Linked DNA regions of Homo sapiens: region 2 is linked to region 1. A link is an interaction called in ENCODE POLR2A ChIA-PET data of the cell type or tissue named here. Cell type or tissue: PC-9. All regions are shown on one strand. Each heading gives the region's core, and the rest is flanking DNA. Links, peaks and the distances in the headings are about the cores only.

Evidence for each region. ChIA-PET counts read pairs that join two places held together with the same protein. Peaks named below come from ENCODE experiments on the same cell type or tissue, not always from the same donor. Only the 100,000 strongest peaks of a DNase experiment are listed, where the experiment ranks them.
Region 2: POLR2A ChIA-PET joins it to region 1 with 42 read pairs; 2 of 35 experiments call an interaction of 5 or more read pairs at or near these places.

What each region holds. Positions count from the first base shown.
Region 1 is chr1:178,459,200-178,466,721 of GRCh38, forward strand. It overlaps RASAL2 (RAS protein activator like 2), which reads left to right. Exons shown (of 18, transcript NM_170692.4): 15 at 5,079-5,213; 16 at 6,721-6,923. Among named protein-coding and RNA genes, the nearest start is that of CLEC20A, 34 kb to the right of the region's middle. In PC-9, for the core only: no CTCF peak of the experiment used is centred there; no DNase peak of the experiment used is centred there.
Region 2 is chr1:178,327,219-178,334,740 of GRCh38, forward strand. All of the region lies in intron 3 of RASAL2 (RAS protein activator like 2), which reads left to right. The region is part of intron 2 of LOC105371629 (a long non-coding RNA gene); the gene reads right to left. Among named protein-coding and RNA genes, the nearest start is that of CLEC20A, 170 kb to the right of the region's middle. In PC-9, for the core only: no CTCF peak of the experiment used is centred there; a DNase peak (open chromatin) is centred at 3,183.

The DNA of each region.
Region 1 (7,522 bases), core at 4,314-6,813:
ATAAGTTTTTCTAATTTTTTTATTGACAAATAAAAAGCTTTGCCAAGAAACTAATCATTTCTTCCTTAAATATTACATTTTGAAGCATCAATACATATTTTTCCCTTTGAAACAAACTACTGTTAAATATATAATATACACATTCATATAATTTTTCATGTATATAATATATATCTTTATATATCTTTCATCTAAAAAGATTTTTCTCCTAAAAAAGCATTGTATTAGTTGAATTTTTTTTGAAACCTAATGATAGTACTAAAAAACTTGAGATTAAAAGAGTTCTATGACAAATCCTTTTATGCAGCAAAATAACTGGGCAGGGAGACTGCAATAAAATCCTAGTTTGTATCTGTTATATATTTGCATTTTTACAGTTTAGGCACTTACCTATATGGCTGCCTCTGCCTCCAGTCTGCTATGATCAGAGCCCCTTGCACCTACTTTGATTTTTTAATTGGATTATTTATAGAATCCTTGGATACAGAAATAGAAGAAGGGATGAAAAGCATGACTAACTTAAGCTGTTTCTGGAAGCAGACTTCCTGGGCTAAACCTCCTAGTTGGTCATTTTTTACTGAGTAATAAAGTTTTTCTACAGTCTTAAATTTTTCATTTTTATTTTGTTATATTTCCCAAAATTTTACCAAATCATTTGATTTAGTAAGCATTTTTATTTGAAGAAAAGGAAAAATAGATATCTTTTATATGTATCATATGTATTTTTTATATATAAATGTGTATGTGTATATAAGCATAAAATGTATGTGTTAGAAGGCTATCAGTCATTCCTACCTTATTGTGAAGTAGTTTCCTCACATCACTTTTGTGCTAGATTCTAGTTGCGATCAACTACTTTCAGAGAATTAAGATGTTTATTGGGAGGAGAAAGGAAAAAATACATAATTTTAGAAATCAGAATACTGTGTAGAAGCAAATATCTACTCAGGGACTTAGGGCAGCACAAGGGCACTGAAGATAAAATAGGATTAGCGAAGAGCATGAGATCTGGCAGAGAGGGACAGGACAGGGAAAGTGTCCTCCACCTGCTTTTCAAAAGTGTACTTAGGCCCAGCCCTGTACAGAAAAGGAAAATAAAGATTCTTTTTTTTTTCTTTTGCTTACCCTTTCCTTCTGTATCATGGAGGGCCTATGACTCAGGCTGGTTGTTTATTAATATTATAAATTAAATAGCCTTTTTTGTGCTCATCTGGAACCAGTTGTCATTTATAACATTTTTTCTTTAGGAAAATACAATACCTATCGCATAAGCACATAATACATGTTTCTGTGGGTTATGATTAGAGGGCTGCCTGGATGGATGGGAGGTAGGAAATGCATACAGTCTCCAAACAACCAATATAAAAATTAGTTTTTGTGTCACAGCCATTAATGAGTCACCAAATATATTTTTTGGCATGAAGTGGGGTACAGGCACAGTGAGATGTCCAGGTACAGCTTTGAATATTAATCTTTGTTTATACTTTTGCTGGTACTGCCACTGTCCTATCAGTTGAAGCATAAATCACCGTATTTTGATTGCTCAAGTTTCTTTTTTTTTTCCTACACTGGCTTTTGGTTCATTGTTTTGAACTTACATTGTTAGTTTTTTATTTTTATTTTTATTTTTTTGAAACAGAGTCTTGCTCTGTCGCCTAGGCTGGAGTGCAGTGGCACGATCTCGGCTCACTGTAACTTCCGCCTCCCAGGTTCAAGCAGTTCTCCTGTCTCAGCCTCCTGAGTAGCTGGGATTACAGATGCCCACCACCACGCCTGGCTAATTTTTGTATTTTTAGTAGAGGTGGGGTTTCATCATGTTGGCCAGGTTGGTCTTGAACTCCTGACCTCAAGTGATCCACCTGCCTCGGCCTCCCAAAGTGCTTTGATTACAGGAGTGAGCCACCGTGCCTGGCCTAGTTTTTTATTTCTTATCTGTTTCTTGCTTGCTTTGTTCATCTCACTCCCATGAAGCCTCTGAAGTTCTATATAATCAGCACATTTTTAAGGCAAATTCCTTTACATATTTTAATTGCAAATTGTGTTGGGGAATTCTCTCCCAGAAACTAGAGGATTTCTTTGTGGGGATTGTTCTGTAGGCGGCTGTAATTATCAGTAGCTTTGTCCCATGCAAATTCCATTTATATCTTAGCACAAAGTAGTGGCCATTGTCTGCAGAGTAACTGGCTTCAGTCTTCTACGTCTAATGAGTAGGAAGGAAATAAAATCCTGGTGAAAAAATTCACAGATAAATTTTTTTTCAAGAAACTCTCTTAATTTTTTAACCCATTTCAGCCTCTGTTTGTATTGCTTTTTTCTTATTTTCCTCTCTATTTTGTTTTTCATGTATCATCTACTTCGTACAAACAGTAGACTTTATATATATGAGTTGTTCAGATTTATCATGTACTCTAATCTTAGAAATTTGAATTTGAAGAGACCTTTTAAAATAGATAATTGACAAGCCTGTTAATATGATGCTGCAGTTTTCACATTTAGATTTGTTGAACTGTCTCTTAACCAACCTCTTCAAGAACTCCCAAAGTTTGTGGATTAATTTATTCGGCCCTTTCTTTGGTGTTGATAGCAGAAGGGTTATTCATTTATGGGAATCCGACTATTTCACACTATGAAGCTGAAACCAATTGGTCTTGTTTATGTCTAGTAAATACTAGCAAGGAACGAGGAACTGGCCTCAGCATAGCCAGGCTATGATTAATTGTAGTATCAGTGAAACTGCTGCATCAGGCTCTTTTGCCCTAAAGCGTTACTGTTTTTCCAGGGAAACCCTATACAGCTTTATCTCAAAGGGAAGATATTCCTAATGGGAATTCCTGCTCCTTTTTCTTTTTGTCTTTTTCATTATCTTTGATGATCATGTTGAAAGTCAGTGGATATAAATTCTCTTTCTAAGGCCATTCCTAAGCAAGATGGAATCTGAACCACTTACTAACCTCCTCCCTCAATTTTTTGGACTATAAACTAGAGATATTTTTTGCTATTTATCCAGCTTATAAGGAGATGGAACAATCATTGAAAAGAAGCCTTTGGTGCCCTTCCAAAGGATTAGGGGAAAAACATAGAATATTCTCTAAGTAATAAATTATATTTTAGTAATGAATTCTAAAGATAATCCAGAATAATAAATGAATAATATTTTATTGAGCATCTGTTGTGTATTTAACTAGTCAGTATCATTTAAAAGAACTGTATGATATGATGCCCATTAGATTGACTAATTGGAAAATAAGAGCAACGCTTATAAGACCAAGAATATATAAAAGATAGTATATAGTTTTTTCATTTGAAGAACATACTACAACAAAAAAATTCATGAAACAAAAATCACCTCTGTTTCCTTTCAATCTAGCACAATAACTATTTTTTATTTATTCTATATTTCTAGCCTTTTTACAATTTTGTGAAGGCTTTATCATTAATAGAAGGAATAGTTAGGATTGATCTATTTTGTCACTTTTATTTTTATTATTTTGACCACCTACTGTATGCCAAGCAAAGTGCTAGGATATATTAGGAAGTGGCTGAAAATAAGATTTGACCAACAAAATAGTAGAAATTTCTAGAAGTTCATTCACAATTGCTTAGTGTGTACGGGTCTATTTATATAAACTATGCACATCCATCCTCAGGCATGAAGCTATTTTTATTGATATATAACTATAATCTGTAAATCGACTAAACCAGATCTTTCTTCACACCTTTAAGAAATGTCCCTATGTTACTTTTGCATGTGTAAGTTTTAAAGTCTCTCCCAACCCATCTCTGATAGCCTTTTAGTCTCTGCAATCAGTTTTTTAATCTGGTCTTCCTCACTCTCCAGTTCATCAAAATACCCCTTCTTTTAAAATATTTATTTAGAGTTTAACTGAGTTCTATTTCAGAATGGTATAAAGATCCTTAAGATGTAATGGCTGTGATAGGGGAGAAAATGCCCTTCAATTATGAAATTATGGAATTCTGGTCCTTAAAATACAAATCCCTCTATTTAATTATAAAAGGCTAACTCACATGCCAAGTTTTGTACTCTCTCTTTAGCTTACTCTCTCTCTCTGAGGCAGGACAGAGGGGAAAAAAATTGTGTGTTTCCATCATTGTTTGTGGAGAAAGCACTAATGTTCAATAGCCTAATATAAATTGTAATATCTAATGCTAGTTTTTGAAACATAAATATTGTAATGACTGACACCTAACCTCTCTGTAGCACTCTGAAGTTTCCAAAGAATTTTCAAATATATTGTCTTATCCTCACAGCTCCCTATGAGATGATCAAGATAGGTGGTGGTGACAGTGTTGGTATGTCTATTCAGTAGATTAGGAAAATAGACTACCCAGTATCCATCATTTTGATCCTGTATTCAAGAAATTTTCCAGTATAAGGACCCTTGAGTGATCTTAATCCATCATGAAGTCAGTGTTCTGTAAAGATAACCAGCATCACTTGTCCTTCTTTTTCTCTAAATCAATAATATGAAAACTAAATAGACTGGTGCAAAAGTAATTGCAGGTTTTGCCATTTAACCCACAATTACTTTTGCACCAACCTAGTATTTGCCATTCTGATATATAAATGGGCACTTTGTGAGTTTGTTTAGCACTAATCAGTTTTTTGGTTTCTGATTGTGTCTGGGCTAAACAGATATTTTGACCATCAGGTTATGCTTTCTTTCTCTTATTTAATCATCAAATAGACTTTTATGGCATAAAAGACTTTTATGGCAGAGGTCATTTATTAATTTCAGCAGGCAATTTGTTACCTACCAGTATTTGGACCACTGGGCAAATTAACAATTTTAAGGCTTTGACTTTCTTTAGAGGGAGAATAAGGATGCCTCTTGGATATGATATATGCAACTTTCTATTCAGAATAGTTTGCACTTATACAAATGTATATTCTCTTTCCCCACCCCTAGCCTTGGCATTAGTAAAATAATACTTAAAGCTAAGAGCATTTATTAGAAAACTGAGAGATCACAGTTAATGTCTTCCAAGAATAGCTGTTTGTGAAACATAGCACACGGGTGAGCTGTTAGGGGAAATGCTAATAACTGTTTCTGATGCAGGTTCAGTCACCTGTGGACTCTGCCACAATGTCCCCAGTAGAGAGGACAGCAGCCTGGGTTCTGAACAATGGGCAGTATGAAGAGGATGTGGAAGAAACTGAGCAAAATCTAGATGAAGCCAAGCATGCTGAGAAGGTAGAACCTAGTCTGCTTCATCAACTTTCTGATCCCAAAATGACAGGCCACTAAAAAGGTTATCTAGCTAAGAACATAAACTCATCCCACCCCCATCTTCACCTCTACCCCTTATGTTAATCATCCTATACATATCTATGTAAAATAGGTCAGTGGTGTGTGTGTGTGTGTGTGTGTGTGTGTGTGTGAATATACATGGAAAATGTTCATCTTGCTAGGGGGTGGCAGTTAGCTACTATTTTTTTTAATGTAGATGCCTTAATCTAGAGGACACTCTACTATTCATTTCTAGTCATTTTAGGTAAATATTTCATGTTTCTGTGTTTCCATAAACTTGTTGGTCTTCACCCAAGGACAAAATTACCCTAGGGCAAGACTTTTTGTTTATCTTGGTAACAATTAGGTTTTGGTTTTAGTTGTTTTTTTTTTTTTTTTTTTTTTTTTGCCTTTTCTGGATAAAGAATGTATAGCTCTATAAATGACTGTTAAAAGGATATTATCTATTGTTTAGATTTTGTTTTTTTGTTTTTTAAGGAAAAGTTGACAAGGGGTAAAAGGGTTATCAAACAAGAACCTTGTCATCATATATAGCATTATATTATTTAATTGACAACCAGACAATTAGCTTCTTTTTATCAGCATGATATTCCAGTGTACTCAAACCCCAGCCACAGCAACTACAGTACAGGAAAGGGCCATGTAACTAATTGAGTCACTGAATTTATGTAAAGCTCCTTAGAACACAAACATGTATGTTCCAGCAAGCAGTACAAAATTGGGCAGGTGAGTCATATTACAAAAATGGGCAAAGAAGCAATATTAATTGGCCCTAGAGAACATGTAGGCCTTTGTTTAGTGCTTGTGACTGGAATACTTTACACTTTTATAGTTGGGGAAAAAGCAGCAATAACCTCTGCCATGAAAGTCTTATTGATTCATGGGCTTAACATTATAGAAATGTTGCTTGTTCTCTGTAGGGCTGATTCTAGTAGAACAAAGGAATGGCAGTCTGATGAGCTAAGACACATCAGAGATCCTACAGTGCAGATGATGACACAGAATCTTTTTCTCTTATAGACAACTGACTTTTGGCTTATTTTAAGTGATTTGTCAGACTTTTAAGTACTTCATCTGGTTTTTTTTTCCCCCTTTCATTTGATACCATCACAGATTGGATGTGGCTTATAGCAATGGTAGCCTAGTGTAGAGAGAGATACATATATATGTAGAATTTGGAATGCCAAGTTAAGATTTAAAATGTAATTTTAGTAAGGAAGGCAATGCTCCATTAACATTTATGCCAGTTGATAATTATAAAGAATATTAAGAACAGTATAGGGAATGACAGCACAGCCAGCATCTAGCTACACTGCTTAGGGTTTCTTTTGTTAAAAAAAAGAAAAAAGAAAAAGAAAAAAAGAAAGAAAGAGAAAGAAAGAAAAGTAAATCACTGATTTCTAAAAGCAATGTGACTCTAGTTTTTGTCTCCTTGCCTCCTCTGCCCTAGTATGAACAAGAAATTACTAAACTGAAGGAGCGCCTGAGAGTTTCCAGCCGGCGACTGGAGGAATATGAACGCCGCTTGCTGGTGCAGGAGCAGCAGATGCAGAAGCTGCTGCTGGAATACAAGGCCCGACTGGAGGACAGCGAGGAGCGGCTCCGAAGACAGCAGGAAGAAAAAGATAGCCAGATGAAAAGCATCATCAGCAGGTTAGACATCACCTGGCAGCAGATGTGGGCTAGTTAGCAAGACAAAGAATTGAGATGATCCACAGAACCCTGAAGGAATGGCAGCAAAAGCCATTTTTATCCTTGTGGTACTGAGTACAAATGTGATAATTGACTGTATCTCTTAAAATATCCTAAATATGAGACCTTGGGCACTTCCTATGAAGATAATCTGTTTTTCTTTAACCATAACAATTAGAAAAAATTAAAACTTGGTGGTTTACTTGAGAAATCTTAGAGGAGAACTCGGTTTTAAAAATGTAAATATCCAATGCCCAAGACTAAATTAATCTTTCAAAATAAGTCCAGAAACATGGAAAGGAATTTTATGGAATATCTTTAGGGCCAGAGGACCTCTTTTGAGAGTGCTGCAGATGCCAAGGGAGAAAAAGGGAGGGTCAGTTTTACCAAACACTTGTATAGCACTCGACATGGGACACACACCTTTCTAAGCACTTTACACATAATAGTTTGTTTAATCTTTATCACAGCCTCCACCTACGCATTATTATTCTCATTTTACAAATAAACAGGCAACAAATTCATTAAGTCACTTGCCCAAGGTCACATAGTGATGCACC
Region 2 (7,522 bases), core at 1,731-4,230, 130 kb before region 1:
TCATTTAGATTATAAGTAACATTCTTCAGGCTATAAAGTATTTTTAAATTAGAATCTTAGATAACAGAAAATTATTAATTTACCAGGGAGAATATAATTAATAAAATACAGTTTATTTTATTTTTATTTTATTTATTTATATTTCGAGAAAGGGTCTTACTCTGTCACCCAGGCTGGAGTGCAGTGGCATGATCTTGGCTCACTGCAGCCTCAACCTCTTGAGTTCAAGCAATCCTCCCACTTCAGCCTCCTGAGTAGCTGGGACTACAGGCACATACCATCACACCTAGCTAATAATTTTTTGTGTTTTTTTAATAGAGACAGTATTTCTCCACATTACCCAGGCTAGTCTCAAATTCCTGGGCTCAAGCAATCTACCTGCATCAGCCTTCCAAAGTTCTGGGATTACAGACATGAGCCACTGTGCCCAGCCACAGTTCATTGTTGAATCAGAAAGCATAATTGGCAGAAAGACAACCTTGTTAGTTCTTGTACCTAGAAAAACAGTATAGAAATGGCCAGTCCCAAGAATGACCTTATTTAGAGAAAAGGTCTTTGTAGGTATAATTAAAAATCTCAAGATAAGAACATCCTGGATATCTAGGTGGGTCCTAATCCAATGACAAATTTCCTCATAAGAGACAGAAAAAGGGAAGACATAGACATGGAGGAGAAGGCCTTGTGAAGACAGAGACAATGATTGGAGTAAAGCAGACACAAGCCAGGGAATGCCAGGAGCCACCAGAAATAGGAAGAGGCAAGCAGGTCTTCTCCCCTGCAGACTTCCAAGGAAGGGTGGCTCTGCCTATGCCTTGATTTTGGACTTCTGACTTCCAGAAAATTATGAGAGCATAAATTTCCTTTGTTTTTTAAGTTACTCTGTTTGTGGTAATTTCTTATGGTAGCACTAGGGAAATGATACATCTGGTTATTTTTTCTGCTATACAGACTATCTCATCTCCTATCACGTTTTTGGTGTACAGTACCATGAATCTGCTCTTTTTAATTGTGAGTCTCTTATTCCTATTTCTTTTTAAATTTTTTTTATTTTTAATTTGTATGGGTACATAGTAGGTGTATATATTTATGGGGTACATGAGATATTTTGATACAGGCATATAATGTGTAATAATCACATCAGGGTAAGTGGTATCTATCACCTCAAGCATTAATCATTTCTTTGTATTATGAATATTCCAATCGTTATTCTAAAAGGTACAACAAATTGTTGCTGACTGTAGTTACTTTGTTGTGCTATCAAATATTAGATCTTACTTATTCTGTAATTCTTATTTCTTAGTATCACCAATTGCCATCTCAAATTCATCTCTTTATGTTTTTAGAATAAAAATAAAGAATAGTTATAAATGTAAAGAAACAATAAGTGATGTAACTAGGTAGACATAATGATGACAAAACAGTGACAATGTTAAGTTCTGGATATATATTATCTCATTTATTCCTGGCAGTAGTCCTGTGAAACAAGTATTATTAGTACCCTTATTTTATAGAGAAGAGTACTGATGCCAAATAAGTGGCAGAACCAGAATTCAAACCCAGGTCTGTATGACTTTAAATCCACCTTACCATGGTATTTTCCTACTGCTTTATACAAATCACAATTACCAGTAGGGTATTTCGGGTTATGAGTGACTTATAAATACTAACAGGCAGCTGTGAGACCTTGTCTCTCTTCTCTTCCTCTCCCCAGCTATATTTGTTCCCTGATTCAGAGCCCCGCAGAGTGATTGACTTAGCAAATTGCCTAACCTAGGGAGTACAGCCTTTCATTCCTCAAATATATATTTTTTAATTCCTATTATGTGCCACACACTGTTCTGGCCTGTTGAACAAAGCATTCAAAAATAGCCGGCAGTACAGTTAAAAGCCTCTGCCTTCAGGGAACTTACATTCTGGTGGGACTAGACTGGCAAAGCAAACACCTTTACAATATACCGCATGGTGATAAATGCAATGGAGAAAAAAGGTAAGGTAAAAGATGTAGGGAGTGCTGTGGGTGGAGAAGGAAGCAAAGGAATGTTACTTTTATATGAGATCATCAGAGAAGACCTCACTGATTAAGGAACATTTGGTGAAGATCTGAAAGAAAATGTCCCAGAACTGACATTTGAGTTCCTTGAATTTCCAGTTTAATAGGCCTGTGAATTTCCAATTTAATAGGCCTGTGAAGTGCTCAGCATTGTAAATAAATACAACCCCCTTGAAGGCACATCTTCAGGAAATTTCAGAACATCCACAATGGGAGAGACCCTTCTAAAAGTTTTCAGGGATTTAAAGCAGAAACAAAAAATACTCTCTAAAGGATTTGAATGAGAGCAGCATCTGACTTCTTGATAGTAATATTAGAGGCTGAGACGCTGGAGCAGTGCCCTTAAAATTCCAAGTGAACGTGATGTCTAAATATCATTCCAAGTGAACATGATGTCTAAACTGAAATTATATTCCAAGCTAATGTATCTGTCAAGTATAAGAAGGGGTAAATTAAGGACCCAGACTGAAGTTCCAGCTATTCAGGAGGATCGCTTAAGCCCAGGAATTGGGGGTTGCAGTGAACTATGATCACACCACTGTGCTCCAGCCTGGGTGACAGAGCGAGATCCTGTCTCTTAAAAAAAAAAGGACAAGAGAAAGACAAAGGTTATCCCCAGAATCTTGGTGAAAGGAAGTCTCTGGATGGCAGCTATGTAGCTGACTGAGTGAGCATCCAGTCCAAACTGGGGTAAAAGGATGGAAGGCTCTGGTATATATTAGTATTATAAGTTAATAATAAGTATACATTCAGTAAATTTTGGTTAATTATATTGTTGACTAAGTTGCTTTAATCAGAGCCATTAGTAGGGGTAGGGGGAAGGATAAATATTATTGAATGCTCAAGTTAAGGCACTAGTTTATTACAGTTCCACTGTGTTACAGCAGTGTTATCAGATGACTAGTAAGACCTGCACAAATCTTTTCTCAAAATTGTTTGATTCGATAAATTTGGAAGATTGGGCTAATGCTAGATCATAATATGAGTAACATAAGTAATGTATTATTTTGTCTTAATGGTTCTGCTTGTAATATATATCTAAGATTCTGCAAGCTACTGTCCTGCATACCTGAGAAATTATTTCACTAAAGTATTCTATTTATATCTCTCCTTGGGTGATTTATGATGTCTGCATTTTTTTACCAAGGTGTCTATGATTACAACATAGAGTATGTAGTGTCTTATTTCTAATACATATTCTCTGTGGATGGAACAAAAGACTGAACAGTGAACAGTACTCTTGGTAAAGTGGAGTTCTTTTTGACAAAGTTATAGACTTTTTCACATAATTGTAGTTGCAGTGGGCTGTAGTCTGGGTCATGAAATAACAGATTAAAAATGTTCTCTGGTAAAAGAATTAAACATTTCTGTAAATGGAAGGAAAAGAAAAAGATTTCAGAGAGTCTGATCAATAATAGCTTGTGGGTCCTAGTGAGTGGAGCAGTGTATAAAGAGGTAAGGTTTTTGAGGGAAAAAAATACTATGTCAAATGGGGGGTGAATGATAAAAATCGCTCTCATTTTCCTTTTTTTCACCTTTCATCTTCATTTATGGAATTTCTATACAATAAATATGTTTGGCATTTAATAACAGTGCCTCTCCCCCGGAATACTGTTTTTATTTTATCTTACTTAACAAAATATTATGTAGTGGTTTGTGCCAAGTACTGTTCTAAGCACTTTGCAAATATTTATTCACATAACCCTATAAGGTGGGTACTGTTATTATGCCTCTTTGTTTGTTTGCCAGCAATTAATGAAACTGAGACAGTGCTTGTCCAAGACACCATAAGTAGTAAATGGCATAGCTGGAATTTGGCCCTAAAGTCAGTCCTCTTAACCACTGTGCTCTTCTGTCTGCTAATGTAGTACCTTAGAAGTGGTGAGCAAAAGAGGCAGAGTTCTGTTTTATTTTTTATTTTTGTTTTTTAAGACGGGGTTTTGCTCTGTCACCCAGGCCAAGATACAGTGCTGCAAACTGCAGCCTCAACCTCCTAGGCTCAAGCAAATCCACCCGCCTCAGCCTCCTGAGTAGCTGGGAGCACAGGTGCGCAGCACCACACGTGACTAAGAGGCAGCGTTCTATACTCCCGTGTCCTATGACATTGTCAGTGGTTGAATCCCTATGCCCTTATAAAAATAAATTTATTTGTCAAGTTGTCTATTTTACTGTTATTTAGTGGAGGAAAAATGTGTAGTAATCTATTTAAAAACATAAAAAGAGACTATATGGGGTTTTTGTTGCTATTAGCAATCATAGGACAAACTGTGATGAGTGAAATAATCATGTTTCTTAGAGATGTAACTTCATGCATCTTTTTTTTTTTTTTTTTTTTTGAGACAGATTCTCGCACTGTCATCCAGGCTGGCATGCAGTGGCGTGATCTCGGCTCACTGCAACCTCCGCCTCCTGGGTTCAAGTGATTCTCTTGCCTCAGCCTCCCGAATAGCTAGGATTATGGGCGCCCACCACCACGCCTGGCTAATTTTTTTGTACTTTTAGTAAAGACGGGGTTTCACTATGTTGGCCAGCCTGGTCTCAAACTCCTGACCTCATGATCCGCCTGCCTCGGCCTCCCAAAGTGCTGGGATTACAGGCATGAGCCACCATGCCCAGCCACTTCATGCATCATTTAAAGAATTTCAATACAAAGAACATTTTTGGCATTTAATAGCATTCAATAAATATTGAGTTCAGTTAAATGTCAAAAAGAGTGTACAATATACTTTCAGCATTATTCAATTGATTATATTCTCATTAATTTCAGTTTACATGTATAGATATGTAAAATTTAAAACGTGTCATAAAAATTTTAGTAAATTTTAAATGTTTTTTGGATTATGATTTTAATTATGCAATAAATGATGGTATAGGATAAAGCATAGCCCACTAGTAATAGAATTTTTCTAATTCAAGCCTAGATTTTCTCTACAGAAAAACCTATGTTCTCGGCCGGGCACAGTGACTCACGCCTGTAATCCTAGCACTTTGGGAGGCCGAGGCGGGCAGATCACCTGAGGGTCAGGAGTTCAAGACCAGCCTGGCCAACATGGTAAAACCTCGTCTCTACTAAAATCACACAAAAAAATTAGCCAGGGGTGGTGGCAGGCACTTGTATCCCAGCTACTCAGGAGGCTGAGGCAGGACAATCGCTTGAACCCGGGAGGCAGAAGTTGCAGTGAGCCGAGATTGCACCACTGCACTCCAGCCTAGGCAATAAAGAACAACAAAACAAAACAAAAAACCTGTATTCTCAAAATCAATGTTGTGGCCTGACACTTTGCCAGTCAGATGGAAACCATTCTTTATTTCCTTGTATGAGGGAGAAAAAATTGTCTCCAATTCTTTTTTTTTTTTTTTTGAGACGGAGTCTCACTCTGCCGCCCAGGCTGGAGTGCGGTGGCGCGATCTTGGCTCACTGCAAGCTCCACCTCCCGGGTTCACGCCATTCTCCTGCCTCAGCCTCCCAAATAGCTGGGACTACAGGTGCCCGCCACCACGCCCAGCTAATTCTTTTTTGTATTTTTAGTAGAGACGGGGTTTCACCGTGGTCTCGATCTCCTGACCTCGTGATCTGCCTGCCTCAGCCTCCCAAAGTGCTGGGATTACAGGCGTGAGCCACTGCGCCTGGCCAAATTGTCTCCAATTCTTATACAAAGATATTCCTGTCTAATTTCTCTGTGTGGCCTTGAGAAATGTAATAGTGGCTGTTTGAATCTGCCTTTAGTCACTAATGAATATTTCCTTATCAGATTTATTTATTTATTAATTTTTTTTTGAGACGGAGTCTCGCTCTATCGCCCAGGCTGGAGTGCAGTGGCACGATCTGGGCTCACTGCAAGCTCCGCCTCCCGGGTTCACGCCATTCTCCTGCCTCAGCCTCCCGAGTAGCTGGGACTACAGGCGCCCGCCACCGCTCCCGGCTAATTTTTTGTATTTTTAGTAGAGATGGGGTTTCACGTGTTAGCCAGGATGGTCTCGATCTCCTGACCTTGTGACCCGCCCGTCTCGGCCTCCCAAAGTGCTGGGATTACAGGCGTAAGCCACCGCGCCCGGCCAGATTTATTAATATCTCTTTTATTCTCTGAATTTTGTCATCCATAAAATATCCCTCAAATATTAGACTTTACTGAGGTGAAGCTATTTTTCACCTATTTTTGTTTTTTGTCAATATGACATTTTAACCCATTTATGCCTAGTGTTCCATTATTGGAACACTAAACTTTTGGGAGTTATTTATATCCTATTGCTCAAGGTCATCACCAAAGTCTGATTTTTTTGCAAAACAAAAAAATTGCAACCTCTGGCATAAATGGGTTAAGACCAGCATGTTAGATACATTATTTAGTTTTAAATGAGTTCAAAAACCCAAGCCATATGCTGAGTTTACTTTACCCATGGGGCACATTTACCTGTTGATAGTAACTACTGTTGAAGATAAGTTACAAAATAGTGTATAATCATAATAGTAAATAATCATAATTCTTGACTATACTAAAAAACAAATTATCTTTTCTTAGAATTACTTCTCTACTCACTGAAACAAACTTCTCCTAGAGGATTTTTCAGTTTTTCATTAGTAGTAATTTATTTTGTCTGTAGTTTCAGCAGTAATAAATTTAGATATCATGTTTTATTGCCAAGAGAAAATATGTTAACCCTTGTGGTAGACAGAAAAACTTGGCTTGTTTTTAAAGCAACAGTAAATCAGTCTTTGAATGTAGTATTTGTGTTTTTGAACTACATTGTGTTTTCTTTGTGGGATCATTGTTTTGGAATTGATCATGAATTGATTATAGGCCTTGCGTAATTCCATGCTTTTTATAACATTGCTTTTGCCTTTTCTGGGTATAATACCTAATTCATTTCTTATCGTGTTGAATTTTTTTAATACTAGTAATAATTTTTTACTGCATGTGCAGAAATTTAGAGGGAATTTTTAACCTCTTGAAAGTTATTTTTCTTATTTAATGAGATTTTCAAAAACTAAAAATGATTATTTATTGGTTTGTTTCTCATGTCCACAATGTTTTATACTTGGTAAAAAATCATTCATTTATTGCAACTTTTTTTTCTTTTTTTTTTTTGAGATGGAGTTTTGCTCTTGTCACCCAGGCCGGAGTGCAGTGGCACTATCTCGGGTCACTGCAACCTCCACCTCCTGGGTTCAAGCCATTCTCCTGCCTCAGCCTCCCAAGTAGCTGGGATTACAGGCATGCGCCACCACGCCTTGCTAATTTTTGTATTTTTAATAGATAGAATCAGGGGTTCACCATGTTGGCCAGGCTGGTCTCGAACTCCTGACCTCAGGTGATCTGCCTGCCTCAGCCTCCCAGAGTGCTGGGATTACAGGCATGAGCCACTGCACCCGGCCACAACTTTTAAAAGATAAAAAAATGCATGTCATTACATAGGAACTTTAAAAAATAATCTTTCTAAAAAAATAGGCAGGCCGGATGGGGGATGGACCCA